Regions from separate parts of the Homo sapiens genome. Here region 1 is linked to region 2. A link is a loop called in an ENCODE intact Hi-C map of the cell type or tissue named here. Cell type or tissue: PC-3. All regions are shown on one strand. Each heading gives the region's core, and the rest is flanking DNA. Links, peaks and the distances in the headings are about the cores only. Region 1 overlaps JAZF1 (JAZF zinc finger 1). Region 2 overlaps JAZF1 (JAZF zinc finger 1).

Region 1 (14,500 bases), core at 1,702-9,701, 47 kb after region 2:
TATAGCAATGGGCTAAATAATTACTGATTAATTCACTTAGCAGTCACCTCATTTTCTTCCCATTGTCTTCCCTACGTTTTCTTCCCCTGAGGAAATAAACACCCTGATGAAATAAAACAAAGTCTCACAATGCTGATTGGAAAGTCCCTTCTGGCAGGAGCCTCAGCAGTGACCACTAGAGCAAACACAGCGCCCACGTAATCTGCAAGAAGGTTTTACCTTCCTCTATTCCCTTGCCAGGAGCACCCTGACAAACATTACCTGGCTTCTTTGAAGATAGGTTTTCTGAAGAGGATTCCATTTCCTTCAGGAACTTTCTAGGGGAGGCAGTCAGAGGACTGAGTAACTGAAATGAGTGTTACTATAAGGAGGACAGGATCATCTTGCCCGGTGGGGAGGCAGGTCCAGAAAGCTTCGGGGGGCAGGGTACTGCTTCAGGGAATTTTGACAGAATCTGTCATCTTGTCAAAGGTGGGCATTCAAGGAAGTAGAAACAGGGTGAGCAAAGATGTGCTGGGAGGACTCAGGGAATTGCCAATAATTTGGCACAGATGGCCTGCAAAAGAATTGCTTCCAGACTTTTGGATTTCACAAAGCAGGCCATGAAAGAAAAGTAATGCCCATGGAAGAGTCCAGAAAACAAAGATATTGACTATCATTATCTTCATTTTGTAAAAGAAACAACAGTTTAGTGCACACATTCATCAAAAGGCATCACCTTCGAATAAAGGCCACAAATGCCGCCGTATCTAACTTGAAGAAACAGTCATGACAGCGTGTCTATGTTTTTTTCTCATTGCATGAGGACCGGTGGGAACACTGTCATGGGGCCAGCCCTGGTCTGCACATTTGGGCATGATGACTACAGGGCACAGGAAGGGGCTTTCCTCTCCTAAGAGGCCACACAACTTGCCCAAGCCTCACACGGGGGAGACATTAGGAAGCACTCAGGTGGGGTCTGAAGGGAAGCCTGTGTGTCCACCTGCTTCTCATGCTACAGGCCACTTCGCCTCCAGGCCCATGCTGATGGCCTGACAACTGAAGGAGACTGGCTCTTGAGGTCCAAAACTCCACCAGTCATTTAAGTGTCTGCAGGCAGCATGTGAAGTATAGTCATCAAGTATTTTAGATAAAAATGTGCTCATTCGATAGGTAACGCCATTAAAAATTTCATGCATGAAGAATTTGTAACTAGAAGTGAAAAAGTTTTAAGTTATAAGGCAAATGGAAAAGCACAATACAAATTATACATAATAATTAATAATGTAAATAAAGACTGAAAGGAAAGGCATCCAAATGTTAACAGCAGTAGCTCTTGGGAGGGGGGATTTTCGATATATATATATATATATTTTTTTTTTGAGACGGAGTTTCACTCTGTTGCCCAGGCTGGAGTGCAGTGGTGCGATCTCAGCTCACTGCAACCTCCACCTCCCGGGTTCAAGTGATTCTCCTGCCCCAGCCTCCCAAGTAGCTGGGATTACAGGCACATGCCACCACACTCGGCTAATTTTTTGTATTTTTAGTACAGACAAGGTTTCACCATGTTGCCCAGGCTGGTCTTAAACTCCTGACCACAAGTGATCTGCCCGCCTTGGCCTCCCAAAGTGCTGGGATTACAGGCATAAGCCACCATACCTGGCTTGGAGGGGGAATTTTAAAAATGCTTTTCTATGTCTTATAAATGTACTATAATTTATTTTCATGTTTTCCTTTATTTTCTATATTTTCTACAATACTTTCAAAAACAAAGGATGAGGCCAGGCACGGTGGCTCATGTCTGTAATCCCAGCACTTTGGGAGGCCAAGGCAGATGGATCACTTGAGGTCAGGAGTTTGAGACCAGCCTGACCAACATGGTGAAACCCTGTCTCTACTAAAAAAATACAAAGTTAGCCGGGCATGATGGCGCATGCCTGTAATCCCAGCTACTTGGGAGGCTGAGGCTTGAACCCGGGAGGCGGAGGTTGCAGTGAGCCGAGATCATGCCATTGCACTCCAGCCTGGACAAAAAGAGTGAAATTCCATCTCAAAAAAAAAACACAGAGGATAAAATCTTTTAATTTTTAAAAGTTTGAGTCAAAACTAATGTTTTTAAAAAACCTGCATTATCCAATTGTCATAAATTGCCACAATTCACTCTACTAGTGAAAAAACAAAAAAGAATTGTGGCTCATGTTGACATATACTTAATAATTATTTTTCTTTCTACTTTAGTATATCTATCTCATTAGCATTTTATTTTTAGATTTCCCAAATCAAACCAGCAGCTTCATGTCTTTACGTAGTTTCGTCCTCACATGATGATGTGAGAGTTTCGATTTGACTTAATTATGTCACTATGCAGAGGAAATTTAGCTAGGTCTGTTGATGAATCAGAAGTTCTCTTATATAAAACAACAACAACTACTACTACAGGTCAGCTAATGATATAGATGGTTTTTAAAGGAAATGAATCAGCTTTCATGGTTTCATGACAGGGTTGCTAAAACTTTGCTCTATACGATTTTCCCATATTTGGCTACATCTCTTCAACAACTTCACAAGTATTCATCTGAATACCTAAAAGTCCTGTATTTGGAATAAATCAAAAGGCTTGACTTACTACTCATGAAACCCTGAATCTAATTCCCTGGCCAGGGTATAAGTAAGCTGGCCCTCTGACCCACTCCATCTCCCAGTTACCCCACTGTGCTACTGAGCACACCTTTTCCTCTCCCAAACTCTACTGCATTTCTTCTAATACTCAATGCTTCATCTATGCCAGGCATTGGATTAGTTTTTTCTATCTCCCATTGACTCAGAAAAGGGAAAAGAAAAATCAAAGGCCATATAAGTAATAACAAATGAATCCTGACTTACTATTCCTTTGTAAAAGAAAAAGATAAAAATTAAAAATTCGACTCAGGAAATACAAGAATAGTAAGTAAATACAGCGAGTTAATGAAGAATTACAGATAAGAAAGTAGTGATTGAAGAATGAGTTATGCAGAGGCGAAATTCAGCTAGGTCTATTGACACAGGACAGGAAAAGGAAGAAGGTAGGAGGTTTGAAAAGGGGACACTGCAAAAAATGGCAGTGGAAAAAGTACAAGAAAGATACAGAGATAACCCAATACAGATACACAGAAATACATTTGAATTTTACAACTTTTTCATAACTATTATGATTACATGTTTTTGAAAACAGTGTAAATTGGTGTTGCATTTTCACAAAGCCGTATTATATAGTTTCTTAGTTTCTAGGGAGAATTTTTAAAATTTATAAATCATGTAAAAGGTTTGTTGAGCAGTCTAGGTAATTTCCAACTTCCAGAGACCAATGTCCAGTTCATTATAATTTCTCCCTCGAATCAGCACCTCCACTATGGCCCTATGAGCAGTGTGGGGCCACTAGTACTCTCCAAGGGTACACTACTTGGTTTGCTCATCTTGGAGCATACAGTTCTTAACACTGTCAGCCAGGAAGTGGGCTCTCAGAAAATGTTTGCTGAAATAAAACTAATGAAATGTAAGCATCAGGCTCTTTGCGAATGATAAAAAGCATCACACTTCCACTAAAAAAAAAAATTAGCAACAATGTATTTTATAAATTTATTTTCCTAAAGTCTATATTTAGAATATGATTATTCAAAAAAGTGAGTAACTTCTATTGGGGAAATTTTCATTAATAACCAGATTGCAGGTTTTTCCCAACTATAATAAAAAGGCAAAGACCAAAACAAAACCAAACAAAAAAAGGATTGTTCAGTTCTAGATGACGATACCAGGAAATTCTACCTGAGGCAAACCTATCCCATAGCCATCTCCATTCTAACTGTCTCACTCTCTGCAGCCATACTGAACAAACCTATTCCCTCTTTCTTGACAGCCCTCCTCATATCTGGAACTATGTTCTCTTCACCAAGCTAAGCATTACCAGTCCCTCTTCTCTTCCTCATTCATGGCTTCCAGAGCCTTCATTTCTTGATAGCCTTTCTACAGAGACTTATTTCATTGAATATGACAATCAGAATTGATGTGGTCTGGCAATGACCACGGTGGGGTTACCACTCACCATACCCAGAAATCCATACCTCTATTAGGGGTGCTTTGGGATGTCTGCAGCTCAGAACTGTTTGCAAAACATGTATCCTCTCCTGCCCTCCACCTACCTGCCCCTCTACCCCCTCCCCCTGGAACAATTATCATGAGACTCTAAGAGAAGTCCCTATCAAAACTTCACTATGAAAAATCCAGGGAGAACACTGGGAAATGCCAAGAATTCTCAGTCCCTGGGTACTTTCATAATGGGATGAAGAGGTACACATGAAGATGGCCCCTAACAAAGCCTCCCCGAAGTTTTGGGGACTGCTGTCCTCCTTGACTGACCCCCTCCCATCCCAACCCATGAGGGTAACTGGCTTATATGACTATTTAAGAAAGAATCTGCAAAGCGCAGATGAGCTTTTGCTACAATCCCACAAGTTGATCCCATAATCTAAGCTGTCCAGCAACAGAATAGACCTGAAATAAGCTGATGTGAAATAAGCCCTTAGTGATCACAATGTTCAAGCATGGCAGAGGGCCACTGTCAGGGTCCCTACAGAAGTCTCCAATGGGTAGAGCAGATGGGTTTGAGACCACTAATGACTCTTCTAGTACTTAAGATATGATCATTATACAGCCTCTTCAAGATCCTCTGGTCAAACTTAACCTCATATCCAATAGTCTGATGTTCTGGAGTGAGTGCAGGACTCAAACATTTATTCAACAATCAACCAACTAACTAACCAAACCACATTTACTGAATGTCTCTTGAATGCCAACCATTGTGCCATACAGGTGAAAAAGGAATTCCACTCACATTCTCTGGCCAATGGGATCCTTTATTTTTCTGCTTGATCTTATTAATCTATCACTGAGCAACCTTAGGCTGCTGCTGACAATTAATACTAAATAATTATTTATGATTCCCTATTCCTACCTTTTATTAATTATGGTACTTAATTTCTCAGTTTCAAAATTTCTGTAACATCATTGATTATAAATATATTCTATTTCCTACTAAGATGATGCCTACAATATTGAAAAAAAAAGGGGGCTCTCAATGATAGAAGGAAAAAATGGCCTTTTCTCCTAAAAACAATTATATTCAAAATAGACAAAACATACTAGGGAGAGAAAAAGGCAAAACATTAAAAAAAAAGAAAAGTAAAAGCTTAGAAGTAGATACAGTAAGATATTTGCAATTGCTATCTGCCCTTGCTCACTAAAACTAAAAATAAAATTGGCTTGCGGTTTACTAAATTTGGTTGCAAGTACTTTTCCCCACCAAACCACTCTGCAATCACATCAGTCACTAATGAAAATGATTGGGAGGGGGGATGGAAAGGAGGCTGCAGTAAAAACACACTGTATATTTTCTGGAACATATGATGAAACAGAAGGTTTCACTTCTTGTTTCAACCATTTTAGCACCTTCTCCTTTTACTCAATTTCAGGGCATGAAAGAGACTGGGCAGTTGTGCAGAATATGAGGAGAACTCATTTTGAGAGAAGATTAAAACCTGGCCCACTAATAAACTATCTTCAGTTACTGTACACATCAGTCAAACCAAATAATTCACTCTCAGTTTAACTCATTCTACAGGGCTCTGGAATAATACATCACTCTTCTGATAGAGGCACAAGTCCATTAATTACCAAACTGTGCTGCCACAGAGTTATACGGTCTTCATTCTTCCCCTATAAAGTGTGTTTTAGTTTTCGAGGCAAGAGGAGAAATTCAGAGGGGAAATGAGTAATTTAGGAACCTTTTACAGCTCTCTGGCCTGCACTAAGTAATCCTTTCTTCCCTTTCAGAGTTAATCATCAAAGGTACTGAACACAGTATGGAGGGCCTGGCCACCCATGCCCATTCAGCAACTACAACCTCCACCTAAATTCAGAATTATCATACAAGAAATGACCCATGCAGAAGAGACCAAGAGAAACAACCACATCTAGGCTGTGACAGCACAGAATGTATGTGTGTGTCTGTGTGTGTGTGCACGCGCACATGGGAAGTATAGGAACCAAATACCTGGGTCCAAATTCTAACCCTGCTTCTTCCTGGGAAGATGATCTTGTGCAAATTAACCTCACAATGCCTCTGCTTTTTGATCTGGAAAATTATCTTAAGGGTATAAGGGTACCTACCTGATAAGGTGTCTATGAGGTTACATAAGCTAATGTAGGTAATGTCCAAATCACAGTAGCTGGTATGTACATATACATACACCCTTGATAGATACCTTATTCATTCAATCCAAATTGCCACTCACTCCAGCACACTGGTATCTCTGGCTGCCAAGAGTTATGCAACAACATACTTAAACACCAAATCATCTAAATCATTTGGGTGGAACCATCGATCCTTAACCAGGCTTGTGAAAGGTTCTCTTGGCTCTGTTTACTTTGGACAGGCATCAAGCGTCTGTTTTCCTCAGAATCTGAAAGTCACTGGGTCAAGGCTGTAGAGGCCCCTTTTCACACAGAGGAACCAGTCAAGGACTGAGATTGCTCTGTGTGGTGGTGGTGGTCACCTGGCCAATTGCATGGGGAGTCACTTCGTGGCTTTGGCAGAGTCTGCCACTGTCTGCTAGAATAAATGTGGAGCCAAAATATGATTTGTCTATTTTGACTTGTGTACATTTTCTGAGTACAAGAGACTATTGATAAGAAGTTTAGGTAAGTGGAGAAAATGTTTGTTGATTCCCCAGAAAGCACAAAATGTTCATTCAGTGAAGAGAGAAGACCATTCGCTCATTATAGTTATGAATTAACGCTACATCTTCTACAGCAGAGGTTCCCAAGAGTGTATTGAAATTACCTGGGAATTTGTTGAAACACAAATTGCTGGGTCTCAGCCCCATAGTTTCTGATTTCGTAGGTGTGGGGCAAGAGGACACAGTGTTGAGAATCTGCACATCTAATACAATAATCCAGAAAATACTGCTGCTGCTTGTCCAGAGACCACTCTTGGAGACCACTGCTCTATAAGCAAGAGTACGTCACCAAGAAATTTAAATTCAGATCCTAGAACTAGAACACTACCAAGCAAGGGGGGAAATCATTCTTATGAGACAGTCATTGAATGAATGCATGAATCAAAGGGCAGATAAATACCTTCTCTTCCATCATATGCTACATTTCCCATATTTGTTTATACCGGACTCCATACTACGTATAAATAAAGACAGTCTTCAATATCCATTAAGATGACCTTCGATATCCTTCAACCAACCACAGTGGATTCTGAAAGCATACATACATGTGCATGCACACAGCCCCTGTGGTGGTCTGCTCAATGTAACTCAATCTCCTCTCTCCTTCCTTTTAATAGCAGAACCTCCAGAGTGTCTGCTGGGCAAATGGCTGCCCAGCTGCAGACTGATCTCCTCAGCACCCCCACAGCTAGGTGTGCCCACTAAGTCCCTCTTCCCACAGGCTGATAAGCAGACAAAGTGAGAGGAGGCTGGCCTCAAGCACTGAGTCAGGACCACAGCCTAGAGTAGAAGGTGGCAAAGTTCCTTTGTAAAGAGCCAGACAGTGAATATTTTTGGCTTTGTGGGCCCTATCAGCTCTATCACAATTATTCAACTCTGCCATTGCAGCACAAAAGCAGTCACAGACGGTATAAAAATAAGGAGTATGACTGTGTTCCAATAAAACTTTATTTATGGACGTGAAATCTGAGTTGCAAATAATTTTCACATTTTTTCCAACCATTTAAAAATGTAAAAGCTATTCTTAGTATGCGGGCTGTACAAAAACAGGAGACAGGCCAAATCTGTCCCAAGGGCAGCAATTTGCCAACCCCTGCCCGATGGGAAGATGACACAAGACAGAAGGAACCCATCCTTAGACAGCTTCGTGGAGGAGACATACTATCCACCCTGAACCACAGTCTACTTCCATTCGTGACAGAGACAGCTTTTATCTTCTTTTAAACAATTGATTTCAGGGTCCCTGTTAATGAAGCTTAGCATGTAATGCTAACTCATGCACCTACATACACAAAATCACATTTTGGTGTGACACGGTTTGAGTTTAGTACTGTTCAAAATGAACAAAAAATTAAGGAATGGAAGAGTCCCCTTTATTTTTTTTTAATCCCCGATGTAAGCTTAAATTCCCCATGGTCTCCTCCTAAGTTTCTCAAGTAGCAGAACTGATAGGAATAAACACTCATGTTGGTTCCTGCAGCAGGGATTGCCCAATGTCTATTCTCTCTTTATCTCTGCATAACAGAACCCTGCACAATGTGCCCTGCAGGGGGAATTATACTTCTCGACCTCTCAAAACTTGGTTGAGGGCAGGCACTCTGGGCCTAGGGAGAAAGGAGACCACATTGAAAACACGCGCGCACACACACACACACACAAACACACACACACACACACAGAGAGAGAGAGAGAGAGGGAGAGAGAGAGAGAGAGAGATACTTCCTAATGCTGCCTGGGCCTCACCCAAAACCCATGGTCCATAGGGGACTGACAGGAGATAAAAAGGCAAGGAGGGGTAGCCAACGTAATGGAGGCAGTAGTTATTGGTGGGGCTTTCCAGTAAGCCCTTTTGGCCTTCCTGCCCTTCCTTCTGGAAGCCTAGAAATCAGGAGTGCTAACGAAAGGGGAAGAGAACGGCAGAGACTCCAGCTGGCACAAACATCCTGGACCACTGAAGACAGCAACAGGTGAATTCCAGAATTCTTGACTTAAGCTGCTGTGTCAGGTGTCTGTTACTAGTAGCCAATGCAATTCCAATTCCCATAAGCCCCAAATTAGATCCTATTTCCACAACCGAATAAAGGTAGCACCCACATCAACGCAATGCACAGCTCTGAGATGGAGAGAATTCTCAGATATAAAGGAGCAACAATACATGGGGCTAAGATGCGGGTCTCATAGGGTGACTCTGGGAAAGCCAGTTTTTTTGCCTAAGTCCTCTCACCATCAGTTTACCCAAATAACTTCTGACTGGTCCTCTGTAGAAGCAGTCCTATCTTTGATTGCCATTGAGAATTCAATCTGATATGGACATAGACTGGGCTTAATGATGTCGAGCATTTGAATGAATGTCAAGAAAATGAGCTGCTCATTTTGGCTCTCCACTCATGGCTTTAGGCCTTGGACCAGCCTTCCCTGACTGAAAGCCAGTCAGTAGGTCAGAACATCCTATGTGCCAGCCACTGTCCTGGGCCCTGGGAACTGCAGTGCACTTGGCTTTGAGTCCCTGCCCTTAAGGAGCTCACAAGCTGATGAGGGGAGAGAGACGCTGAACAAACAAATACATAAAGACAATTTCGATAGAGGAAAGTTTTATGAAAAGACATAACGGGGTAATGCAATAGCAAAATAGGCAGGAAGGTGGGCTCCTAACTCAGCTGACATGGAGAGAGAAAGCCTCCGAATAGATGAGACTTAGATGCTGAGGGGATATTCATAGGAAAACCCAGGGAAGTAACTGGGAGTGGGGTTGATGGGAACTCCCTGTACTACTTTTGCAACTTTTCAGTAAGTCTAAAATTATTCTAAAAATTAAATTCATTTTTAATATAACAAATTTTTTAAAATCTAAAGAGAAACCCAAGCAGAAGAAACAAGAGCAAAGATCTTGAGACATGAACAACACTGGCCAACTCAGGAGAGGAGGACCGTGAGTGGGTGCAGCACAGGAGCAGAGAGGAAGGCGGGAGGTGGGACCTTCGAGGGGGCGTGGGCAGGAGGTGTTGAGACCGTAAGCCCTGGGAAGGTGTCTGGGTTTTCTTTTGTTGGAATGGAGAGCCTTGTCAGCACAGTGGCTTGACATGATTGACATTTTGAAGGATCACTCTTGCCGCTGTGGAGGACGAGCTCTAGGGTGGTGGAGAAAGTAGAGGCAGGGAGGCCCAGGAGGAGGCTGCAGCACTGGGAGATGGGGCTTCAGTCGCAGTCTTCAGCCTCCTTACCAACTGCAGGAAGAATCAGTTTTACCTAGTAAAGTTCATTCTTCCTGGTGTACACATAGCCTATTATACTGTAGACTGCATAAAAACGGGGAGTCTAGATTCTCATACTTCACTCCTGGTGCCTGAACAATTTTTTAAAATATTCACCCAAGCCCTGATACCCCTTATAAGCGAAACCATAATTACGAAATAAAGTGCTTTGAATTAAAAAGTTGTTTTAGGTTAGATTGTGATAGTTTAAAAATGGCTACTTCATGAGTTTGATTTGCTTATAATAGCAAAAAAGCAGAACTTAACAGAATGATGGGGTGATACTGCCCTCCAGGTGGTGAAAATCGGTTCTGGGTGGGGTACGGAATCTCACTCTAAGTGTAAAGCACAGATTACATATAGGACATCAACAGATGCACAGTTTATCTGTGGTATTAAAATCTCATGAGGAGGGATGGGAATAGGAAAAAAATGTCAAAAAAGGCTCCAGGATATGGGGGTACATAGTGAAAAAAGAGTTGAGAAACGTGAATTTGCATAAACACCCCAAATATAGCATAACCCAGGCAGAACTCCGCTGTCACTCTCTCCCCTCACCCTGTTCTACCTTTCTTTCCAGCCCTTACCACTACCTAATATGACATACTTTTGTTTCTTTGTTGTCTACCTGTGTCCCCCATCTAGAATGTAGGCTCCATGAGGGCAAGGGCTTTGCTTGTGGCTGCACCCCCAGCACTTACAGAAGGGCCTGGCACACGGTAGGCGAGGCTTGTTTTGTGAAGGGAGGCTGTTGGGTGAGATGTCCTCAAAGGTTCCTTCTGCTGCAAACTCTAAGATTCTCAGATGCCCTCGCAGCATTGTCAGCCACAAAACATCGTTTTAGTTCCATCCCAGGAGGCCATTCCTTGCATACCAAAACCATCTCATCAGAAGGTGGCCCCACTTATGATCTCCACCAGCTGTGTTTTAGGAAGGTCACGATATATTTATCGAAACAGCTCCATAGTCAGAAACTTCAGCATGACAGTACCTCATGCTGCATCAGGTGATCATGAAAAGATTACAGGCTTTCTAAAATTATCAGCAAGATATGGACCTTTATGGCTTGCATTCAGCTTCTAATTGTCAAGAAGGAGGTAGTAAATCATTTGGAAGTTTGTTTTTGGTTTGGTTGGAGAGAAAAGTTCTTGAGCTATTAGGTATAGAACCACAGCATTTTTTGACCTGAAAGAAACCTCAGAAATCATCCATTCCTGCATTAGAATGTAGCTGTGGATCTCAACGTCTAAGTCTGAACTCTGGTTATGTTCTAGTAAGTGACAATGAACAGATTATTTAAGCACTCTGTAGCTCAGCTTCCTCGTTTGTAAATTGGGAATAATAATAGATGCACCCCATAGATGAATTAATTCATGTAAGGCTGTCGAAACAATAATAATATGTAGCACAATTCAGGCATTCAACAAATATTAGCCATTATCATTATAACCAGCCTTTTGGTTTTTACTTTTTTTAACTTGAAAAATCCTTTAATCTAAAAAAAAAAAAAAAAAAAAAAAAGTCTACTCAAAAGCCCTGTAGGTAGAGGATGAAAACTACTAGGAAGTCCTACAGAAACCCTAGAGCCCCAAGAACACTCCTAGAAAACCAGTGATTAAGCCCAAAGCACACATTTTATTCCCCAAGAAATGGAGGCTACAGGTTGAAGTGACTAGTCAAGGTCACAGAGAACTCCAGTTTCAACTACTGGCCCTCTTGCACTCTACGTTACCAGGTGCCTCCTTGTTATTAAGGAAGTACAGAACATGTGCTAATGGGGGCTTTGCTGCTGTCACAGGAATGAGTGTCAGGAGTGACTTTCAGAAACTGCATGTGATCTTCACAGAGAATCATGGAGGTCCCCATGGCAAAGTGAAAAGCAATAAGTCCCTCTGGGGCTTCCCTGCCAGATGGTTATACAGCCTCTGCTTGAATATTTCCAATGAACCCACTGCTTTCCCTGACAGCCTTTGCTGCTAACTAGCTATAAAAACCAGACTTAGAAGCAGTATATGATTATCCTTTATTCCCCAAGAATCTCACCATTCGCATGGCAGTATGGTGAAGGCTTTGGAGTCAAGCAGGCCTGACTGTGTGATCTTGAGGGGATTACTTACTCTCCTTAAGGCTCAGTGTCTTCGCCTACAAAATCCAAATAATATATAGTACCTCCTTTGCAGCCTTTCCGAGAGGGTCAAATGAGAAAATGCATTCAATTGTGTTTTGTAGTCCCTAGTACTTAGTTGCAGCACAATAAATTGTAATTGCTATTAATTGTCATTATAACCATCTACTCTCTCCATTAAACCATTAGGCTATATGTTACCTATTCAAAGGAAAGGCAAAGTTCTTAACAGCAGGCTCACTTATTTGGTCCAAGGCAGGAACTTGCTAACTGTCTACCCAAATCAGGCCTTCCTTTCCTCTACAGTAATAGAATTATAGCTAGGCCATGCTGAGGATACATGCCCCAGTGCCTTTGCAGTTCCATGTAGCCATGCAATTAAGTTCTCACTAATGCAATAAAAGTGGAAATAAGAAGTTATCACTAATAGCCTAGGCCATACATATTGTATGTGTACTCCTCCATACTCTTTTCCTTTCCCTCTACAGGAACACAAAGTTTCATCCTCAGGCCCCAGAGAATCCAGCTTCTACCTTATGTGAAAGAGAGACAAACTTCTTGAGCCTTTAGTTCATGTAAGGTTGGGCCTATTTGTTACAACAGCTGAACTTTTTGTCCTAGAGTGACCGCTCCTTGGGATCAGTGACTTAAGCTGAAACATTTACAATACCTGTCAACAAGCTAAATGGTAAGATCATGGTCACAACCTGACAGACAAGTAAAAGGACAGGTGTTAGAAGAATATTAGAAGGATATATTCTTTAAATACCCTTTAAGTCTTGCAGACACACCATGAAAATTAGTCTCCATGCTTTTTGCAACTCTTCTGATATAAAGACACCAGGGGCTTCCTTGGGTGTATAAAACGTCTGATGAAAGGTAAAGCATGAAACTAACTCAAAGCCTTTACATTCCTATGGCTTCAGGAGTCTTTATTTCAGGCAAAATATGCAAGTGAAAAAAGGAGGACTAAATCTGTTTTTAGGAATAATCTAATCTGGTCCTTGGAGCTTAAGACTTCATGGTAGAGGAAACATCTGAATACGATTCAGTGGCTATCAGTTTAAGTTCCTGCGTCATAAACTTAGTGCCATTGCAGATGAGATGCAGAGCCATGGATCATGTCTTCTGGAGGCCCACAATTTAGTGAGGAGAAACAGGAAGATACTGGAATAACAATAATAGAATGCTGCCTGTTGTGCTTGTTATACCAGATAATAACAAAAGCATTATCAGCTCATGGTCATTAAATGTTTAACATGTGCCCCTCACACATCAGCCTTATATGGCAAATATCCTATTCCTCAGTTTGCACATGGAAAAATCATACCTTAGTAAGTTGCCCAAGGTCACACAGCAGTCCAACCAGAACCTGGGACAACTGACATCAGAGACAGCTCTCTCAGCCACAAGAAGGTGTGATATACAGTGGGAGAAAGGGAAAAAGAGGTTCCCAACTGGCTGGGCTGTCCTTTTCCATCCTCCATGACATCGACTTGGAACTGGGGAAGAGAAGGGGCACAGGAACAAGTGGCAAAGCACCCCAAAATTCTTAAAGCTCTCTATGCTAGGGGAGGGCATCACAGGAAGCATCCCTTAACCTTCTCAGCCTGGCCAAGCAGCTCAGGAATTGAGAACACAAGTACAGAAGACTGGGCAACCCAAATTAAAGCCTTTAGGTTCTTAAGGAACCTTGTAATAAAAAGGGGTCATCCCTAACCAAACAAGCAGGTTCCCCTATTCTTTGTGGCCAAGGAGAAATCATTTAATTGCTTTTTCTCCCCTTCAAGTCCCAATTTCCCTGCCTGAAATGCTTATTAACTCCTCCATGGGGAGTTACAACATATGCGTCCCAAGCCCTCTGGGATGTCGTAGGGACAGCAACCTCCTGTTTAAAGAGTACCGTGGTCACTTTAGGAGAAAATTTTTATCTCTGTACTAAACATCAAAATCCTTTTGGACTCTTCCTATTTCTGATAAAATGCATCCATAATAGATTGGATTACTGTTCACTCACAGCTCTCCCTCCTCAAAAGAAACATACTTCCTTGACCTAATAATTCTGGCCTTGGCCATATTACTTAATTTGGCAAAAAGAATGTTATGTGCATGATGTGAATAGAGGCCTTAAATAAGCTTCTGTGGTTTGGCTTGACACTTGAGCTCTAGTAGTCCACCATGAGAAAACCATGTCCCTACTAGCTGCTGCCCCTTCAGCCTGGTTCCCAGAAGGAACATCTGTGACCAGATGTGAGCCCAACCCACAGCAGATTAGCTGACCAGCAGCCTAACACAGAGCCACCCAGCTGAACCCAGCCTCAATCAGCCAAACCACAGTGCCCCTGCAGACCAGATAGCATTAATGCTTATTGTCT
Region 2 (16,562 bases), core at 3,419-11,418:
TCTGAGAAGCAAAGGTGTGTCTGGAAAAGAAGAATCCAAAGAATAGCTGGACCAAGTCTGTGGTAGGTGGTCATGGGGCCACCAAGAAATAGGTTTGAGGCATCTGTGCATCTACACTGTATTTTGTATTGGGTTAAAAACTGGAAAAAACAAAACAAAACTTTAGGCAGCACTCATCCACTCTGGATAAAGAATAAATTCTCCATCTAACAGTGAGCTGGTGATAGGAATTATTTATAGATCATGTCATCTAAGCACCTAAAAAGATAAAAATATCATAGTGATTTTTATGAAGTTTACATTTTCAGAACTGCTTTGAAGCATATTTAGTGACTTAATGACATAAGCATTCCTTCAGCATTCCAGATAACAATAGAGGCATTGGAAATACAGGTGGAACCCTTTTTTTATCCTCATCGTGCCACATTAATTTTGTAAATAATACCACAACTGTGACTTCAAACACAATCAATCTGATATTTCTGCCACTACAGCTTTTCAATGTTTTAGCTCTTGCTGTATACCACATATTAAACACACCTCCATCACAGACACACAGTTATACAACGTGTTATATATTATTACGTATATTATGTTATATATTGATTCTACTGTAAGAATATCTAAGAAGACTAGGGTGCCCAAGAAGGGCTGAAAGGGAATCACAGAAGATTCTGACACATTTACAGTTTTGGCCAGTCATGGTGGCTCATGCCTGTAATTCTAGCACTTTGAGAGGTTGAGGTAGAGGACTGCTTGAGGCCAGAAGTTTGAGAGCAGACTGGACAGCATAATGAGACTCATTTCTATATTAAAAAAAAAAAAAAAAAAAAAGCCTGGCATGGTAATGCACACCTGTAGTCCCAGCTACTTGGGAGGCTGTGGAGGGAGGATTGCTTGAGCCCAGGAGGTTGAGGCTGCAGTGAGCTGTGATCCTGCCGCTGCACTCCAGTCTGGGTGATAGAGCAAAACTCAGTTTCAAAAACAAAATAAAATAAAATGTAAGCCCATTTTAAGTGTGCGCTTGGTGTACTTGAGAATCTGTAAAGAAAACAAACAAACAAATAAACAAAAACAAATACAATTTAACTGCTTGACGGAAATGCCATTTTTTTTTCTTAGCTCAAAAGGGATCAATACGGCATGGGATGCTTTTAGATATATTTTTAACAGAATACAGCTAGAGGGATAAAATGCTAATTTTCTACACGTTGTCTTATGAACCACAGAGGAATAAATGGTGCCTCATCAGACATGTCTCAGTGGCAGAACTGGGGAGTGGTACCACCCTGAGTGGGAGGCAGGGCACCAACAACCCCTCCCAGCCTGTGCCACCACCCTGATTGCCCAGCACCCCCAAGGGACAATGCAGAGGCAGGCAGCTGGAGGGACAGCTTAGCCTGGGCTCAAATCTGAAACACAGAAAGAGATAAGAGATGGACCAAATCCATCCCTGCTCCAACATTTGCTGCAAGGTAACCACAAGCAAATGTCTTTATCTCTTAGGGCATTTGCTACAAAAGTGGAAACAGTAACAGCTACACCTCACAGGACTATTGTGAGAATTAAAAGACATATTGTGAATAAAATGCCTGGCGATAGCGCCCAGAGCATGCTTAAGGCTCTGTGAATAGAAACGATTCCCATAAGTATCACTCTCTGATTTCTGGGCTTGTTCTCATTGGCAGTCCCTAGGTTATTTCTTATCACCATGACCTTGCAAACCATATCATAAATATCCAGGCACTATCTGAGAAAAAAATACAACAATGTATACTTATTATACATAGTTGGTGAAAAGGGGTATATAATATTTAGCACAAATTCATTTTTTGAAAAAAAATGTCTGCATATGTGGTTGAAAAAAAGTCTGAAAGGACATATACTGATTTGTAAACATGGTAGGTTCTGAGTGGTTTAACTACAATCAACAGCTTTGTCTTTCCTTTTGCTTCTCTGTTTTTCTAATTTTTCTATAGTGAGCATACACTCCATAGTTATATAAAAATATGAGAAATCAAAATTTTCATACATACTGAAAAACAAAATCATAAGATACTGCTGCTAAAATATCAGAACTAGTACAAACACAATACCACCTCCAATGCAAAAGAACACGATGACATAAAACAGCACTCAAAGGTCAAGCACAGCCAGAGGACTCTCATGGCAGAGAGAAAGTGAACTTGACCTTGAGCCCTAACTCAGCTCTTCCCCAGCCACAGCCCTCGGTGAGTCACTCATCTTGGGCCTCAGCTTACGACCGATTGATGTAACCATTTTTGCCCCAGTGGCAACACTTGCTAGGGATGACCAGTCCCTTCTCCTTGGAACACTCTGCCTTGGCTTCCAGGTCACTCCCTCCTGGCTTTTCCTTCCACCTCGGTGGTCCCTCCTTCTTGGTCTCCTTTACTGGTTCCCGGATCTCATCCAGTCTATTGTTTTAATGCCCACCATTCCCAAATGCCTATCTTCAGTCCTGACCTCTCTCCTGAACTCCAGAAGTGAATATCAAAAATTGCCCACTGGATGCTGGGCATGGTGGTATTTACCTATAGTTCTGGCTACTTAGGTGGCTGAGGTGGGAGGATCCCTTGAGGCCGGCCAGGGGTTTGAGGCTGTAGTGTACTATGATCGCGCCTCTGAAAAGCCACTGCACTCCAGCATGGGAAGCAGAGCAAGATCCATCTCTAAAATATTTTTTTTTAATTGCCCACTGAAGATTATCATTTGGCATCCAACAGGCATCGCAAACTTAACCTGGCCAAAACAGAGATCCTGATTTCCATCTTCCTCCAAAACTTCCTCCAGCCAGTCACCCTCATCTTAGCGAATGCCAACCAAATCCTTCCAGTTGTTCAGGTCAACCACTCTGGAGTCATCCTTGGTTTCTTTCTTTCTCTCATACCTAAACCAAACCTGTTGACCTTATCTCTAAAATCTACCCAGAACTCTACCACTTCCCACCACCTTCACAACTACCACCTGGACCAGGACCACTGGTTATCTTGTTACTGGACTATTGCAATCCCCTCTTAATCAGTCTCCCTGCTTCCACCCTTGTCCCCTCCAGTCTACTCGAGACACTGCAGCCAGAGTCACACTATGAAAGCACCCATTCATCCATCCTGTCCTCCTCTTCTCAAGGGCCACTGGCTCCCCATCTCCCAGAGAGTAAATGCCTCAAAAGCGCAAACTGGCCTACGTGGGTGCCCACCACGACCTTATCTCCCCCTGCCCTCTTTCTCACTCACTCCAGCCCCACTGGCCTCCCTGCAGTTCCTCCAGCACACCGGGCAGGCTCCCACCTCAGGGCCCCAGTCCGAGCTGTTCCCTCTACTTGGAATGCTGTTCTCCCAGCTGGCCACCTTCCCACTTCCTGCAGGTCATTACTCAAATGTCTTCTCCCTGGGGCGACTCCCCAGCCACCCTAGGTAGTACTGTGACAACCCCACACTCCCCCTCTCCACTTTCCTTATCTTACTTTTCTCCATGGCAGTTTCATTTCCCAACATAACTTTTGTTTCACTCACTTCATTTATTTGTGGTCTGTCTCCCTACAGCTAACACATAAATTCCACAAAAACAGGATTTCTTTATTGTTTTGTTCCCAATTGTATCCTTTGTACCTAGGACAGGGCCTGGCAAATACTAGGCACTCAATAAATGTTTACTGAATAAACAAATAGGATTTAACAACCTGCCCTTACATGTCTGAGTTACATAAGAAGCCCACAAAATAAGGAATGTAAATGTAACTACTTAATAATTTGTCACTTAGATAAACATGTGGATAGTGTTACTATTATCACTGTTGTATTGAAGATATGTCCCAGTTCTGCCAGATGTGGCCTTATTCATGCTTGACCTGTGATTCTCCACCTCCCTCCTACTTTATTTATTTCAGTACCAAGGTTGGTAACTGAGAATTCCTACAACATTAGGATTCTGGAACGTATTAGGTTCGCAGACCCACTCAATGTCCAACCCTACAAATAATTATCTGAATCTTCCCATTTTTGTCTTCCCATGGGGAAGAATAAGGGGAGATTAAAAGATTAAACGTCATCACCGAAGAGTGCAAACAGTGCCTATTCTTTCTTTACTGTGCATCAGAAATAGTATACCACTTAACCTAAGGCAGCTCAGGGTAGAAGACTCTGCCCTTGACTTTTGCTTAGCCCTCATGAAACAACCATGTCTCACCCGAGGTGGATTTCTGTGTGACCTCTCAATAGACAATAGCTTGGGTTCAGCTCAGAGATCTTCATCTGGAAACCAAGAGTATTTAAAATATGCCAGTAACTCTAGGAGATACAGAAAACTGCATGTTAGGTTATGACATGTCCGGATTTTTTTTTAGAGACACCAAACAGAAATGATACAGAGTTAAAAAAAACAAACAAGAACTCTCCTCTCAATGCCAAAGTCTCTTGGCAAGTAGAAAACTCTACCTGAAGACAATTTTGCTGACCCATATTCCATCTTGGTTAGAAATAGTTGTTTGGAACTCTTCTCTGTAAGTTCAAAGGAACTATAGCCCTTTCGAGGTCAATAACAGTACCTTTTACTTACAAAACTAACATTTAGTTACCGCAGATAAACTGCAAAGCATTGTGACTCCTGGTGAGGAAGGTAATTAATCTAATTGAGCTGAACACATAACGGTTTTCGAGTGGATAAAACTGCACCTTGGGACACTTGAGCCCAGCAGCAATGCCTGCCCTATTTCAGGAATGCGCAGAGTTGATAGGAAGGCAGCTGCACTGAGTTCACCTTTTAGTTTGACAAAAGGATTTCCTTCGTCACACCCTAAGGCTCCTTTAGAAAGAAGCAACTTATAAAATTATATCCTGTTAAATACCCTAATATCAAAGTGGGAAACTGACCGATTTAAGACTTAATCAGCTTAATTGTAAGATTTTGCCTGTCAGCAACATACCAAGCTTGACTTGCTCCTCTCATCTCATTGCATTGAGTCTGTGTTACCACAGACGCAAGAGGAAGAGTCTATCAGAAAGAATTATACAAGCGGCTACAGAAAAAGCTTTCATTTCTCACTTTATCAAAGTGACTCGATGAGCACACAGCATCTCATCCTCATCAACCGTGGCTTCTTTCTTCATTAAAAGTAAACCAAACAAACAAAAAGCTATTTTGCATTTGGACTCTCTTCCAGGAATAACAACATATTCCCAAGAAAAATGAGGTAGCATGGGAAACTGTTTTAAGGATGACACACTGGCAAGCTCACGATCGGTTCTGCTAGGATCCAATCCAAGCACATGTGGAGGTTTTCAGTAGGTAACAAGAATAACCTTCACTGTGAATGCTGTCTTACAGGTTATTTCAGCGTTTAAAATGCTTTATTTATGATAGTAAAACTAGAGAAAATAAATGAATCCATATCAGACCAAAGGATTACAAATAAATCCCCTAGTATTGTTGATGTGGCATTTTTCCTTCCGAAGAGCAATGGTTTTTCTTTTCACTTGCTTTTGGTATTGGTTTAACTCCACATTGGGGTTGATATTTTCATCACACAAAAGTCAGGAAATCTGGAGTTAATGTTCCAATAGCCACTCTCCCAACAACCTCTGACGCAGACATGCACCTGGCTTGCTGAGCAGCAACGTCCCAATTACCACATGTCATCATTTCAATAAATAGAACTCAAGTGTTACAAGACAACAGCGAGTTCTAGGGAGACACAGGATCTGACACGTGTTAATACCTCATTATACACCCAAGCCTTCTGCCAAGCAGAAGAAACACAGGATCACCTTCTAACATAAACATTATAGGCCTTTCTTGCTATGGGGATCAAGTCCAGTATATTTTTCATTCACCATATGGTCATTTCCCTCCACTGCAAAGGAGATGCAGTGAATAAAAGCTATGTTAGGATAGCAATATGCTTGAGAATTTTAAACAAACCAGTGAGGCAGATCACTTACGGTTTTCATACCAAGCATACCTCTGAAGGCTGCATATAAATACTCCTTTCAGCTGTGAGCACCATGCACCCCGATAGGAAATACTGTACTATATATATAAGCAAGAGACACAGCATTCCACTGACTTAGGAAACACAGGTTCAGACTTTTACACTTTCATCTTCCATGCAGGCCCCATGGTCTAGTGGGCTAGCACAAGGCTGGAACTGGAGGAATCTGAGAGTTAGTTACAGGACTGCCTTGGTTCCTCACAGATTTTGAGTTCAGGAAAATTATGTAAATTATACCTCGGTTCTTTATTTCTGGAAGAGGGAACAAAGTGACTACAAATTCCTAATTGCAGCAGAAGCATCTAAGCTTTGATGACTCAAGCTGCCAACATCGAATTAATCTGCCACCTGATTCTCCCAGTTTTACAGGTGTGCTTTATATTTGTCCCTCAAACACCAACCAATCCACAAACATCCCACTAGAGTACGTTTCCAGCACTTAGTGAGTGAAGTATCTTGAAGGTATTTCTCATCATGGGCAGAGTTTTACAACCAGTCTCTTGAAGCACTTTTGTGTATTTCAAAAACCATGACCTACTACAGAAATGTGAGCCCATATAGTAGCTGAGGCAAGTCACCTGTGGAGAATACAACCAGGAACACCTTGGTATCAGATGTACTTTACTAAAGTGCTTTGGGGCGCTGAGAATGTTCTCAGTATCTGTACTCACTGTGCTTCTCCCTCCAAATTGATGAAACCTAAACTGGAGATGTGTTTCATGACATACAGCATGAAACAGCCAGGAATATAGGAATCTAGTGTCTCCATGGGCTTCAACTTCTCAAGCCAAAAATTACACTGTAGCTATCTAAGCCAGAGGCCACCATGGCAGACCAACAGAAACAAGGCAAAATTAAGTGAACGTAGTCAACCCAAGGCACATACACAAAATGAGGACATAAGGACCTCACAGGTTACAACATTATCAGAACAAAATGCCATTCAATAGTGGTTCAAAGGAAAGAATACACAGAGACACCATTTCCGTTGTTAGACACACATATCTAATGTAGTTTACTGCCAGAGAATGCATACGGAGTTCCACTTTACAGACCCTACGATGGACCTAAAGCATTTTCACAGAGATGACTTATTAAAACCAAAATAAATGGTGGCCTACAAATGAAACCAGAGACATAAGCGTAAAGGCTTAGGATCCAGCACCACACCCAGGCACGCCTCACTTCCCTGAGCTCAGAAGGCATTTGCTCCATCACGGCTAAAACAATGAGCTCCCAGGTCCCAGAGGCCCACTGATCAGACCTGGGGGGTGGGATGCAGTAACTCTCTTCTTCAGAGGACAGGCTTTTCCAGATGGCAGTGTGACAACACAACCTCAATTCTGCAACTGGTTCTCTGCACTATCTTTATTGTACCCACTGAGTCACTCAACAAGTATTTCCTCAGCCCTTGCTCTGCCAGGCACTGGACTTGGCATTACATTTTCCTAGTCGAGACAGTCATATCCAGGCCCAGTTAATGCCCCGATTGGATTAACCTTCCAACCTCTCTTCATGCTTACCCTTCCAGCAATGCCAAATTCATTCAGTCCCCAAGGTCACTGGCATCCTAGTTTCAAATGAGGAGCCTCGTCATGGTGCTCCTATTATTACATTTTGGTGGCAGGATAGCCCCTGCCCTTGGTTTCCAAGCTCATCTCTCTATAATCAAAACAACTCATGTTGTCTTTACTCTTCCCTGCCAGTTCTCTCTGCTCCTCTAACATTCACTTGCTCAGTTTCTTACGGATCTGATCATCCCATGAGGCAGCCTGATCAAGGAGGGCCTGTCCTCTGTGGAGAAAATGAAACCCTTGTGCACTGTTGGCAGGAATGTAAACTGGTATAGCCACTATGGAAAAAACAGTACGAAGGTGCCTCAAAATATTAAAAACAGAACTACTGTGTGATCCAGCAACCCCACTTCTGGATAGATGCCCAAAGAACAAAAAATCAGTATCTCAAAGAGATACCTGCACTCCTGTGTTCACTGACGCATTATTCTCAATAGCTAAGCCATGGAAACAACCTAAGTGTCCATCGATGGATAAACAGATTTTAAAAATTGTGGTATTCATACACAATGGAAATTATTCAGTCATAAAAAAAGGAAACTGCCATTTGCAATAACATGAATGAACCTTGAGGGCATTATTCTAAATGAAAAAGTCAGACACAGAAAGACAAGTACTGTATGATCTCACTTATATGTGGGAACTAAGAAAGTCGAACTCATAGAAACAGAGGGTAGAATTAGAATGGTGGTTGCCAGGGGCTGGGGGTGGATGGCTGGAGGAGGAATAGGAAGCCATTAGCTAAAGGATATAAACTTCCAGTTATAAGATGAATAATTCTGGGGATGTAATTAATAGCACAGTAACTATCGTTAACAATACTGTTTTACATACTTGAAAGCTGGTGAGAGGGCTGGTCTTCAATGTTTTCACCACACACACAAAGATAACTATGTGAGGTGATGGGTCAGTTAATTAGCTGGTTTCTGGTAATCATTCCACAATGTCGACATATATCAAAACATCACATTGTATATGGTAAATATATTCACTTTTAATTCATCAGTGATACCTCAATAAAGCGGGGAAAAATAAAATTGAAATTTAAAAAAATAATAATTTAAAAACCAGCCTATCCTCTTCCTTATTCAGGTAACTGATACGCCGCATGCCTACATATTTCATCTGATAACCCATAAACGCTCTCTCAAGGTATATCAACCACCTGCCCAGGAAAAAAACATCTGTAATAACAATAGCACTGAATACTGTAAAGCACTTCCAATTATACCATCTCAATCCATCCTCAACACTGTGAAATGGCTATTACTTAACTCATTTTACACACAAGGAAACTAAGGTTTGTACAAATTAACTAGTCCTAGATAATAGAGCTAGTGAATGGCTGAACTGGGACTCACTCTGTCAATAGGCTGCTAAATAATGGTCCTTCCATCACCCACTCTGCCAACCCCTGTTCAGTATTAGCCATGAGAGACTGCGGGGATGGAGGGCACTCACCTTGCCTCATCTCCCGAAGGCCAAACAGGGCCAACAACTGAAGAGAGAATCAGCCAAGCCAAAAGAGATGGGCATATGAAGACTTGAATCCTAAACAGCCTAAGTGAATTTAAAAAAGTAGTAGTATCCAACGAGAAGTTGTCAGAAAAGAACTCAGAATGAAGCTGCAAAGGTTACATTACAAACTACACTAGATATTTTTTTAAGGAACAGTTGCACGTCACACACATTTATCAATAAAAAGGAAAACATTCATTTGACTCCTGAAGAGTTAAAATTTTAAAAGACTGGTCAAGAGGAAAAGAATCAACTGAAAAGAATTATAATTAGAAAGTTTAGGCCGGGCATGGTGGCTCACACCTGTAATCCCAGCACTTTGGGAGGCCAAGGTGGGCAGATCACCTGAGGTCAGGAGTTCGAGACCAGCCTGGCCAACACAGTGAAACCCCATTTCTGATAAAAATACAAAAATTAGCTGGGTGTGGTGGTGTGTGCCTGTAATCTCAGTTACTTGGGAGGCTGCGGGAGGAGAATCACTTGAACCTGGGAGGCAGAGGTTGTAGTGAGCCGAGATCACGCCATTGCACTCCAGCCTGGGCGACAGAGTGAGACTCCATCAAAAAAAGAAAAAAGAGAGAGAGAAAAAGGAAAGGAAAGGAAAGGAAAGGAAAGGAAAGGAAAGGAAAGGAAAGGAAAGGAAAAGGAAAGGAAAAGGAAAAGGAAAAGGAAAGGAAAAGGAAAAGGAAAAGGAAAGGGAAAGGAAAAGGGAAAGGGAAAAGGAAAAGGAAAAGGAAAAGGAAAAGGAAAGGAAAAGGAAAGGAAAGGAAAGGAAAAGGAAAGGAAAGGAAAGGAAAAGAAAAGTTAGTTTAAAAACAAATAAGCAAAAAATCCAGGATTCTCAGGCTGAGATGTTAGAGTTCAGTTACCAAGGTGTGAATGGGACGGTGCTTTCTGCCTCAGTGTCCTGAAGACTAAGACGTGGTGATGTGCCCACATGGCTGGCCACAGGGTAGCATGATATCTCAGTCACCTAAAATCACACTCGCAACCTGGGAGCCTTGCCTGGGAGGGACTTCTAATTCCATCCAAAAGTTTTGTTCGCCTCTTATTTTTGTAAAGATAGCAGTAAAAACTACCACTGGTAATACATTTAAAATTAAAAACTAGGGTGGGGGAAAATGCTTGCAATCTGGTCAACAAGATGGACAAACGACCCTGATTTTCTGGCTTTGAGTTTCCTGAGGACTCTGCTACAGTAGACAACTAGATCTGGCTGAAGAAAAGTAAGGAATTCATAGAAAATCTTGGTCTATTTTATGCTTGATACAACCCGAGTATCAAAGTATTCATAGATAAAGGGATAGTCTGTTGTTTTCCTACTTAGCAAAGTAATGCTAATCCAGTTAAGTTAAATAAATACTTATTGCAAATCTACCGTAGGCTTGCCTGCATCCTTGCCACATCTGGTTATAGGCACAGAAGTAACAAACAGAAAATATTCATTTGCTTCCATGTTTCTACTTTCTGACCACTGAAGACATTTCTCTTTAGGGTTCTGTTTTATTTATTAGGGTTTTGTTACATTTTATTTATGTGTTTGTTTATTAATTCATTTGGTGAGCTTTTTATTGAGGAAGAACATGCAATAAAGGATTTTCCTTCAGTTTTATGGTAAAATATAAAACTAGGCCTTTATAAAATATCATCGCTTTCTATCACATGATAGCTATGTCTTTGAATAAGTCACAATGCTTCTTTGAGGAGGTTCCTCAGTAAAAGGCGGATAATAAAATCTATGCTATTCATCTTAAAGTGGTTTTCTGAAGGCCAAATCAAATGATGAATCAAAAAGTGCTCTGTAAGTATTAGAGGATATTGTTACTTATTATTAGCATAGATACCTATGGATCAGAAAACCTAATAACAACAACAGTGTATTTACCTTCAGGAGACTTCCCAGGGGTGTGTGTGTGCATGCAGCATGCATGCATGTGCATGTGTGTATGTGTTACCAGCAGGAGAAGTAGGGTGGCTCTGTGCCTTGCAGCCAGGGTGATCATTTCCCAGGTACAACCATATTTCTGCAAGCATCAGAGTTCAAGGAAGAAACAAGACTTGGGACAGCTGTCTATATGCCTGACCTAGAATTGTGTAGTATTATGGTGCTATACCAACATCTAATTTTTAATCGTTCCAACTCTAGAGCTGTTTTTTCACTTTGCTTTTGTTTCCAGAGCTTGACTGGTGGCAAAGGATACTTGAAACGTCCCAAACCTATGATTTTATGATCATGAGGTGTCTTCGCCTCTCCCCTGCTGGTGACAGATACTTGGCTGTCCCAGAGTTACTTAGAACAAATACCACTAGGAAAGAACTTTCTGAAGAAACCTTAGTGGCCTCCAAATTGGCAACGGAAAGAAACCAAAAGTTAGTGGAGGTGAAGTCACTGACATAACAATGGAGGCCAGTTTCATTAGTTTCATTCACTGAAGCAAAACTTGGACCAGAAGACTCATTATTCAAACCAGATGCTGATTTTGTAACATCCATTTCAGTGATGAACTGTCTCCATTTTCTTTTTATTTTGAATATGCAATATTACAAAGCAGACAAATCACATTAATAAGAGCACACTTAAAGTTTGTAAAGTTGGTTTTAAAAAGAACTGAGTGTAGAAAATCTGTTTTCAAAAGTTTATTGCCAAAAGCATTTTTTTTTAAATTTTTAAATCATGTGACAAAAGAAATGCTACAATTGGTTTAAGATAAGATCAATTATGGGCAGCAATGAAATTACCTTTTAATGATAATTAGCCCCAAACTTGATTACTGTCAGCTTGAATTATCTGGTCATAAGGCATACAAAGTACTGTGTTCATCTGTCTCAAACAAGAATGAATGGTGGGCCCGCCCAGGTTAGCAGTCAAATAAGATGGGAGGCAGGGGAGGAAGGGGAGCAAATGAGGCAAAGAAGGCTGACCGTACAGACCTCGAGTGCTTAAGAGAAAGCAAACATCATAAAAATTTGTATCAAGCACAAAACTCACTTTTAAAAACAGCCTGCTGATAAACTTCCTCTTAAAAATGATGATTCTGTATCTCTTGTCAAAAGAATGACGAGGATCTCAACCCCAGAAAAAATAGTGAGCCTCTCCAGGGAGAAACTGAACCAGGTCAAGCTCAGGAGAATATGAAAGCAGAACAAGGGGAATGGAGCCTGGAAAGATGACCTGCGCCTCTGGACATAATCTCGAAGGGGAAATGGGAACCCGCCTCCAGTTCAGGGCATTCAGAGATGACACAGCCTTGTTGTGCAACATCCAGGTTCGTTCTCAGAGTCCGGCCTGTTGAATCGGTATCCTACAAACAAGGCAGTGTAACTTCTGGGGGCCCAATTCTGTTGCTTTATGGCGACAGACTACAGTATTTAGAGATGGAAATGATCGCCAGCCTCGTTTTACAAACAGGACCAAGGAGGCAGAGTGAATCCTCATGGGACTAACTAATGGCAAAGCCAGTTCTCCAACCCACGTGTCCCGACTCCTTTACCCAGCTGCTCCTGTCCTCTCTCCCTGGGCTAGTGGTGAGGCTCTGAAGAACAGTTACTAACACTGCTGCTGAGGAGCACTCACTCACCACAGTCTGCCCACTACGAAAGGACATACTCCTCTCTGACCTTGGGCGTTCTCACCTGGTTATTCAACACCAGATACCTGCAGAAGAAAATCTGTATTCATATCGGAGCTATAACTCCTATTTACCAAAACCTACTATGGACCAGGCACAGTGCTAGGCCCCTGCATTCATTCACCTCTTGTAATGCCTATAACTTAGGATGTGTTTAAGCCTCATTTTACTCAATAATGAGGGCTTAAAGATGTGAAGTAGCTTGCGAAGTCCACACCACTACGTAGTGACAGTCCTAGGTTCAGACTGGTTTTTCTAGCCACTGAAGGTACTGTACTTTCTACTACACTACTAGCTCTCAAAATTTTGCTAAAGAAAGAGCTCCTCATTCAGCTGATTATGAGAGCTGCACAGGAAGCTTTACCTGATGAAAATATCCGGATCTCTATATATGAAATAAGTAGATTCTGAACAATGGCAATAATGCTTCTAAAATCTTGGAGGGTAAACACAGGCCCTTTCAGTTTACTTTGCTAAAGAGAGAAGTTTCTTGCAAAATTCTAATTTTTCCTTCCAAAAATCTTTACTCCACATAGTTTGGGTATTGTTTATTATTCTTCATTTCTTTTTAGAACAAAAGCTTAACACAACAGAAGAGAAGGACAATGGGAATATTAACAAGCAAGAATAACTTTCCACGGAGTTGGTAACCGAAGTAAGATCCCACAGACCAGACTGTGGAGAACTTCATTATTCCAGCTCACTGCCTCCTTGGAGCTGGCCATGCTCCACTGATGCTTTCACCTTCTGGCAACCACCTGCTACCTTTACCTTCTGCAAACGCAGGCACCTGGCCAGCCTGGAGAATTCTGCTCTCTGAACAGAACACAGATAATTCCCATCTTCCAGTCTGAACACAGCCCTGAAAACTAGAACTCACTGCGGGTTTGGTGCTACTGACATCTCTGCAGTTTGTAATCTTCTGCTTGCAGGGAGGCTGGCTTGTTCAAAGCTAGAACACTCCAAAGAGGCCTATTCTTAATCAAGGAAGGCTGACAGGTTGGAGCCTGCTTTCCTCAATATATAGATTAGACAAACAGAAGCATCATCAAGGCAAACTGGGCATGGTGTACTGTCAACCAAATACAACCAACTTCTTTTTAGGTTTTTTTTTTTTTCTTTCTACTTTTAGGGTTTATTTACTGGCAGTTTCAGGTCTGGAAATACAAAAAGGAACATGACATGGGTTCTGCCCTTGAGGTGCTCCCAGTCTGGTGAGGGACACAACACCTTTCAGGGGACAACCGTGGTACTGAGGATGAGTGTGAGAACACAGAGGTCTACTAGATGCTATAAGAAAATGGGACAGGGGAACTAGGGATGCCTCATCAAAAAAGGTGCCACGTGAACGGGGCTTATAGATGAGTAGGAATTTTCTGGGCAACAAAATGGGGGTGAAAGGACATTCCAAACAGAAAGAACAGTGTGTTCAGAGACTCAAATTTATCAAGAGGCCTGCAGTCCAGGGAGTAAAGAGAAGCAGCGTTTGTATGTGCAGGGAAGGGGAATGGGTTAAAGGAAGGATCTCAGAGACTATTTACAAAGGGTCTCTGTAGGCATGTAGGAGGCAAGAGGTTTTAAAGCAGTGAAATGACACATGTAGGTTCTGTTGTTGTTTTTAAGTAATTCTGGCAGACATGCTGACTGTGGATAGGAGGCTACATCAGGGCTGCACAAAAGAAGTAAAATGCCAACCACAGGGCCAAGCCACATATGTAATTTTAAATTTCCTAGCAGCCACATTTAAGGTAAGAAAAGACAAGTGAAATTAATTTAATAATATGGTTTAACCCCTCAAACACAAACTACTATCTTTCACCATGTAATCAAGAGTTTTAAAATTATAAATGAGATAGCTTACATTCTTTTTTTCATACTAAGTCTTCTAAATCAGGCACAGTGCAGCACATCTCAATTTAGACTAGCCACATTTCAAGTGCTCAAAAGCCAGATGTGGCCAGTGACTACCATAACGGACAGCACAACTGTAGATAAACCACTACAGCTAATACAAGACCCACTTAGGAGGCTGTAGTCAACAGTACCAACAAGAAATGATAAAAGCTCTAGGAAGGTTATTTCTGGCCCTTGGACATATGTTGAATTGGCACTGAAATACAACTGTAAAGACATGTAACTTATTTTTTGTTTTGAATAGGTAATACTTTACAGGCTTCAAATATAAAAATAATACAACAGAGTACACAATGAAGAGTATTGCCCCCTGCCTCTTCCTGCTCACCACATCCTTATCCATGCTATCCCCCACCTACCCACTAAAAGTAACCACTTTTATTGAACTCCTTTCATTTATCCTTTCAATGTTTCTTCATGTGGATTCAAGCAGATATGACTACAGACTCATATTTTGTCTCCTTTCTACATCAAAGGGAGCATACTATATATGGTTCTATACTTTGGTGGGGTTTTTTTTCCATTTAATAACATATCTTGGAGGTCTTTCCATATCAACGTATGAAGAGTTTCCATGCTCTCTTTAAAATGCTGCACAATATTCCATTGTAAAAGTGGATCATAGTTTATTTAACCAGTCTTTCACCAGTGGATACTTGAATTGCTTCCAGTCTTTTCTATTATAAACAATGGTCTAATGAGACACCTACTCTATAGGTCACTGCATATGTATTCAGATGTATCTGCAGGAGTAATTGCCAAAGCCAGACTGCTGGGTCAAAGGGTAATTGTATTTGTAATCTCGATAGATGAAAACTGGCCGAACTGGCCTTCATGAGGGTTATGCCATTCTGTACTCTCAGAAGTACACTGCTGATGTTTCCACAACTGGTCAACAATTTCTAAGTGTCACACTGTAGAATTTTTGCCAATCTGATAAAGTTAAAAGTGCTACTTCAGTACAGTTTAAGTTTGTGATTCTCTTATTATGTGTAAGGCTGAAGATCTTTTGGTAGGTTTGAAAACAATGTATTTCTTTCTCTCTCTCTCTTTTTTTCAGACAGAGTCTCGCCCTGTCACCCAGGCTGGAGTGCAATGGTGCGATCTTGGCTCACTGCAACCTCCACCTCCCCGGTTCAAGCAATTCTCCTGCCTCAGCCTCTGAGTAGCTGGGATACAGGCACGTGCCACTACGCCCGGCTAATTTTTTGTATCTTTAGCAGAGACGGGGTTTCACCATGTTGGCCAGGCTGGTCTCAAACTCGAACTCCTGACCTCGTGATCCACCTGCCTCAGTCTCCCAAAGTGCTGGGATTACAGGCGTGAAACACCGCACCCAGCCAAGACAATGTTTTTCTTATTCTGAGGATAATCTGTTCATATCCTTTGCCTAGGCTATTGGTATTCCAAGTCATTTTCTTTTTCTTTTTTCTTTTGAGACAGAGTCTCGCTCTGTTGCCCAAGCTGGAATGCAGTGGCGCGATCTCAGCTCACTGCAACCTCCGCCTCCCAGGTTCAAGCGATTCTCCTGCCTCAGCCTCCCAAGTAGCTGGGATTACAGACATGCACCACCACACCCAGCTAATTTTTGCATTTTTAGTAGAGGCAGGGTTTCACCATGTTGTCCAGACTGGTCTCGAACTCCTGACCTCAGATGATCCACCCGCCTTGGCCTTCAATGAATAAGAAAGTCATTTTCTTATTCATTTGTAGAAACTCTTTATATGGAGGTTAACTGTCCACTGCAAATAGTTTCTTCTCTGATTGTCATTTGAATTTGCTTATGGCATTTTTTTAATCAGGTAAAAATACTTTATTTGAATTTAGTCAAATTTATCATTTTTTTTAATGGCTGCTGGATTCTGATTCACGGTTAAAAAGTCCTTCTTACTTCAAGGTTATAAAGGAATGTCTTCCAGT

Evidence for each region. Hi-C counts contacts between places; a loop is a spot of excess contacts. Peaks named below come from ENCODE experiments on the same cell type or tissue, not always from the same donor. Only the 100,000 strongest peaks of a DNase experiment are listed, where the experiment ranks them.
Region 1: it touches region 2 in a loop (2.4-fold over the local background); 4 of 110 quality-filtered maps call a loop at or near these places.

What each region holds. Positions count from the first base shown.
Region 1 is chr7:28,149,761-28,164,260 of GRCh38, forward strand. All of the region lies in intron 1 of JAZF1 (JAZF zinc finger 1), which reads right to left. Among named protein-coding and RNA genes, the nearest start is that of JAZF1-AS1, 23 kb to the right of the region's middle. In PC-3, for the core only: no CTCF peak of the experiment used is centred there; a DNase peak (open chromatin) is centred at 6,391; H3K27ac peaks cover 1,900 bases.
Region 2 is chr7:28,100,764-28,117,325 of GRCh38, forward strand. The region is part of intron 1 of JAZF1 (JAZF zinc finger 1); the gene reads right to left. Among named protein-coding and RNA genes, the nearest start is that of JAZF1-AS1, 71 kb to the right of the region's middle. In PC-3, for the core only: no CTCF peak of the experiment used is centred there; a DNase peak (open chromatin) is centred at 7,378; H3K27ac peaks cover 764 bases.